2 separate regions of the Homo sapiens genome follow, and region 1 is linked to region 2. Evidence: chromatin contacts called from ENCODE Hi-C or POLR2A ChIA-PET data. All regions are on one chromosome and are shown on one strand. The core of a region is the stretch at or near the end of the contact, and the rest is flanking DNA. Distances in the headings are between cores, read along the strand shown.

Evidence for each region. A loop is a pair of places that touch in the nucleus more often than their neighbours do. ChIA-PET counts read pairs that join two places held with the same protein, here RNA polymerase II (POLR2A). Pooled maps may share reads with other maps.
Region 1: a map of gastrocnemius medialis shows a loop between it and region 2 (3-fold over the local background). The contact joins the enhancer-like site here to the promoter of ADGRA3 in region 2. A Hi-C loop is called at or near these places in 13 of 168 maps with a recorded cell type or tissue (Caco-2, HepG2, IMR-90 and 8 more), 2 of 37 single-sample maps with no recorded cell type and 18 of 50 pooled maps. POLR2A ChIA-PET finds 5 or more read pairs at or near these places in 11 of 52 experiments (A673, GM12878, H1 and 6 more).

What each region holds. Positions count from the first base shown.
Region 1 is chr4:22,456,971-22,459,670 of GRCh38, reverse strand. The region is part of intron 3 of ADGRA3 (adhesion G protein-coupled receptor A3); the gene reads left to right. Among named protein-coding and RNA genes, the nearest start is that of MIR12115, 57 kb to the left of the region's middle. Within about 2 kb of position 1,375, at least 2 of the 41 ENCODE cell types and tissues checked have a DNase peak (open chromatin) inside an H3K27ac peak, as active enhancers do; they include gastrocnemius medialis and psoas muscle, where a contact is called at or near this core.
Region 2 is chr4:22,514,760-22,517,459 of GRCh38, reverse strand. It overlaps ADGRA3 (adhesion G protein-coupled receptor A3), which reads left to right and starts at 1,394. Exons shown (of 19, transcript NM_145290.4): 1 at 1,394-1,932. The coding sequence starts at 1,676. MIR12115 (microRNA 12115) reads right to left here and starts at 2,148; the gene lies at 2,075-2,148.

The DNA.
Region 1 (2,700 bases), core at 126-2,625, 58 kb after region 2:
TTCCGCCTCCAGTGTGTGTGGGTATTTTTTTTATGTCTTACTGGTTTTCTGTAGTATTTGCATCATAACACTGGGTATGGCTGCTTTTAGTTTAATTATGCCATGACTTAAATGTTGACATTGACTTTCCATCTTAATACTTTTGACATCGTCTGTCTTATTTAGTCGTTTAAAACCTATTTCTTTATTTTTTTTTTTAACTTTTTAGTTCAGGGGTACAAGTGCAGGTTTGTTGCGTAGGTAAACTTGTGCCATGGGGGTTTGTTACACAGATTATTTCATCACCCAGGTATTAAGCCTAGTACTCATTAGTTGTTTTTCTTGATCCTCTCCCTCCTTCCACCCTCCTCCCTCCAAAAGGCCCCAGTGTGTGTTGTTCCCTCTATGTATCCATGTGTTCTCATCATTTACCTCCCGCTTAGAAGTGAGAACGTGCAGTATTTGCAAAACCTATTCCTTTTTATTGTAAAATCCAATTGTAAAAATTGGTCATGCTCTTTTTTGCAAAAGATTTTTTTTTATTGCTTTTGCAAGTAAAATATCTTTCATCTAAAAACCTATCGTCTGTAGCTTTCCTCCTATTTTTCTCTCTCAGGCAGCCTTAAGGGTCAGAATTCTGTAAGATTAAGAAAGGTAGGAGTTAAAGGATTTTCTCTTTGTCTTTTAAAATTAGTTACAATTTGAATCAGTAGGGAATTTCCTACCATAGTTTTTGCTGGGGGTGAGTGGTGGTCTCCTGTGTTTATCAGTCTGTCTGCGCTCATTAGAAACTCAGGGCCATCTGGAGGAGATCTTGCTACTAATCAGTTTTCTTCTCTTCTGCCCATTCTGCACTTTATTATTTTCTAGTGAAGACTTTTAATGGAACAAGTTAGAAAAGCTGGCTGGTCTGGGGTAGGTGGTAGTGGAGATTGGAGTTCTAGGTAAGGAAGGTAAGCATTATAGGAGGGTAGACATTAGGCATCAGATTGCATGGGACCAAGCCAGGTTTAGAGTTCAGTAAAAGGACTATCAACCAGGTGTAGCAGCGTAATCAAAATGATAAGGTGGTGATCGGTGTCAGTTCAGTTCAACAAAAATTCATGAAGTTCATCCTGTGAGCCCAACTGTGAGCAAGGGTCTGGAGACACACAGGTAAATCAGGAAGCTCTCGAGGAGTTTGCAGTCTAATGGAATTACGAACACCGACCAAGAGTCTGGATATGGAATTGAAATACATTTACAAAGAGATGAAGCAGTAGCTAGAGTTTAGCTGCTAAGAGTCTTGGAAGTTGTTAGGACTCAGCTATCCAGACACAGGCAGGGGATATGGAGCATGACCGTAAACAGGCTGCACCTCCAGACACAGGTCATTAGGGAGTTGAGGGGCAGCAGCAGGTGAGCATGATTTATAGCAGTGACTCACTTTCTTTGTGCTTCTGTCTGTGCTGGAGTCAGTTTTGCACCCATGCCTAGGAACATGAGTCCTCAAGTAGAAAGCAAAAGTGTAGGGGCTAAGATCTACCCTATCAGAAACTCGGGCTGATGCTGAATGATTTTTATTTCAACCATCCCTCCCAGTGATTCTGATGTGAAAGTATGAGAACTTTTAGAATATTTTTCCCTGCAATCTATTTTTTTCCCTCAATGGGAGGAATGTGAAATAATACTGTCAGGTCCTTTTCTTATCCCCTCCCTCTGTGTTCCACACTGTTGTAGTCACAGCTTTTAGGTAATAAAAATATTAATGCTGATTTTATCTCTATGCTGAGATATAGTTTGAAGAAAACCTATTGTTAATAAAAAGCAGTTTCTTCAGTATGTTTTAGATACTGCAGACTATCTTAATGCTGATTTTATCTCTATGCTGAGATATACTTTGAAGAAAACCTATTGTTAATAAAAAGCAGTTTCTTCAGTATGTTTTAGATTCTGCAGACTATCTTAGATTCTCCATCTAGTTATTTATCTTTCAGTAAATAATCTCTCAAGCACTGCCATCCAAAATGAATTTTAAAAATTCTCATTCAGGAGTATTTAATATAATTACTGATATTGTACCAGGCATTGCCTTAGTAGTCTTTCACTGTGTTACACGTTAAGTAGTCTCTTGTGTTCTTGCTTAGGAAGGTAATTGCCATTTATAATATTCTTCCCACTAGAAGATACATTCTTAATTCCAAACAGATGACTTATAATTAACTTAGGGTACACAGCTTGCAAGCTGAAGAAGTCCTGTATGTAAACTCAACGGGATATAAAGATATTTGACAGTAGTGATGTTTGCTAGTTGCTCATAGATACAGACCGTTTTTCTTATGGGTTCTTAAGTCATTAATTTCAGTTGTGCATCTCCCTTAACAAGAACACATAAAGTATTTTTGTTATTAAACCATGCCTTTGCCTTTAGTTTATAAATAATTTGATTTAGGAAGTTGAAGTGGCTTTCTGAAGAATATACTATCAGAAGTAGGTGAACCCTAGATCCATCAGTTTCTCTTGTTTTATCAACGAATTTAAGTTGATTCTCAATCCAAATAACAACCCATTATCAATATCTAAATACCATTTTAAGTAGGTATAGCTGTAATGAAATTGTTTCCCAGAGAATCAATGGTGATTGCACCACTTAAAGCTCAGAATTGAGACAAGATTATAAATAGAGCCTAGATATGCTTGTTTATGCAACAATTTACAAGAAGATGCCTAATTTTTGTTAAC
Region 2 (2,700 bases), core at 145-2,644:
CCTTAGACCCAAGCAAGAAAAACCGTGTTCTAGGCCCTCCATTTTAGAGGACACCAACCTGACTCTTCTTATGGGGTGAAAAATCTCCAGGCCAGCACCCAAAGCCTGGGTACCCACTATGTCCCCAAGACCCAGGACCCTGGAATTCCCTGACTGGTATTACCAAAGCCACTTCTTGGCCCTGAGCTAGCTTCTTCTGAGAACTGTCCTCCCAATGAAGGACCCAACAACTGGTATAGGCACACCTGAGATCCAGACGCAGACAGAGGGTGGCTGTTAGAAAGTGTGAACAGAACTTGGTTTTGTGGGCTGCGGTGTTCACACACAGGTACAAAAAATCCCCTCTTGTCCTTGAAGATAGCTGGGCACAGGAAGCAAAGACGGTGAAGGTGTACAGGCCAAAGGTTTGGATCTGACTCTTTCCCACCTGCCATGTTTCAGGGAGAAACTCCAAGGTGTCTGAGAATCCTGCTTACAAACCTTCCAGGTTGTTATGAAGGTAATTTCTCAAGGCAGGAGCACAGAATATATTTTATTAGCATGATATAGTCCTTGTAAAATTTTAAACATAGGGTAGGTAAGCCCTGGGCTTGCAAATGTTAGGGCGAGGCTGGAAGTCAGAGTAATCAATTCTGTTGGGGTTTCTTGGAGGGTTTGCTCATTATTGCTCGAACTGGTGAACATCTCAAGTATCTTTGCCTGTCGAATTTCTTTCAAAAGGCTGCCTTTCTAGTGAGGTCCAGATGCATCCTTTAGAGACCATCGCTGTTGTTGCTGAAGGCCAGAAACAGCTTCAGATTGTTCACTGTATTGAAGAGGAACCTGTTTACTGGCTCCAGTGTATTTGGGACAAATAAGACTACCATAATGAGGTGAGAAGGCGATTCCTTCCGAAACACTTGGTTTTGGGTACTTTTCCCATAGGGTTGGTCAGGGAAATTCCCTACTCTCGTCCCTACTCCATCCTCCGGGCCAGGCTCCTTGGGCCACATGGGCAGTCTCCAGGAGCGCACAAGACTGCTTTGTCCTGTGCCCGCGGTGCGAGCGCGGTGGCGGCGAAGGGAAACGAGCAGGAGAGTGGCCACCGCGGGTGGAGTTTGGACTCGAACTTTCCTCCGTTCGGACTCGAACTTTCCTCCGTTCTCTCTACGAGTTACTGCCTTCCCGCGGGCTCCCCACAACTCCTGCCCGGAGGCCGAGGCCCGGGCGCGCACCGGGTCGGAGTCGGGCTCGGCAGGTCCCGGGAGCGCGCGCCTCCTCCCCGAGGTCCCGGGCAGCTGCAGACACGGGGAGAGCAGGAGAGCCGGGAAAGAGGAGGGGAAGGGGCGGGGGCGGCCGCCGGCGGCGGGCGGGGAGGAGCCGCCGCGCGCGGGTCCTGGCCAGGGGAGGAGGCAGTGGCGGCGGCGGCGGCGGCAGAGGAGGAGGAGGAGGCGGTGCTCGCGCCGGGCGGTAGAGCGGCGCTGGGACCCATGCGGCCGTGACCCCCGGCTCCCTAGAGGCCCAGCGCAGCCGCAGCGGACAAAGGAGCATGTCCGCGCCGGGGAAGGCCCGTCCTCCGGCCGCCATAAGGCTCCGGTCGCCGCTGGGCCCGCGCCGCGCTCCTGCCCGCCCGGGCTCCGGGGCGGCCCGCTAGGCCAGTGCGCCGCCGCTCGCCCCGCAGGCCCCGGCCCGCAGCATGGAGCCACCCGGACGCCGGCGGGGCCGCGCGCAGCCGCCGCTGTTGCTGCCGCTCTCGCTGTTAGCGCTGCTCGCGCTGCTGGGAGGCGGCGGCGGCGGCGGCGCCGCGGCGCTGCCCGCCGGCTGCAAGCACGATGGGCGGCCCCGAGGGGCTGGCAGGGCGGCGGGCGCCGCCGAGGGCAAGGTGGTGTGCAGCAGCCTGGAACTCGCGCAGGTCCTGCCCCCAGATACTCTGCCCAACCGCACGGTCACCCTGTGAGTATCTCCCGCGACGCTGGGTCCTCTCCCGCTCGGCTCTTTCTTATCTCTCCGCTCAACTTTGGAGCAGGGTCCAGCCGGCACCCACGCGCCTTTGTGTGGAGCTGTAGGCAGGGGGCGGTGCTAGGAAAGACCTCGTGTGCTTGGCATGGGTGCAGTTCAGGGAAAGGCAAGGGAATCTGCGTCCGAGCTGCCTCCCAGCTCCACTAGTTTGCAAAGTAAAGTTTTCGGGTTCTCAGGCGCTCCCCGCGCTGTCCCCGGCGCAGCGCTTTTGGGCTGCGCGGTGCCACGTGAGGATGCAAGTAAACACGCAGTCAACAGAGTTAAAGCTCATTCATCCTGGGCTTGGGTTTCCAGAAAACACAATGCTTGATTGCAAGCGCCAGTCCTTCTGCTTCTTTGCAAATTAAGTTACACTTACGTGGTAGAGTTTGCAAAACACAAGGACTGTGTGCGAGCCCAAACCCCAAGACGCTTCCTTTGCCTTTTGCTATCTTAGTTTTATTACAGTTAAAGAGCACCTTTTAAGATAGAGTTGTTATTAAGGGCTGGAAACATTTCAGATCAATCTGTTTATGTACCTTGCAGTCCCGTTTTCGTGTCTGTGAGGGCTTATATTTAAAAGCCAGGAACATTGGAACTGAAAACCGTGGGTTTATTGAGCCTTCCAACTCGAGGGATTTTTGATTTTCGGATTGAGTTTCCACCTGGAAGGAAAAATTTTGGTAACTCACTTGTGCTGGGATTCACGGTTCAGTTTTGCAA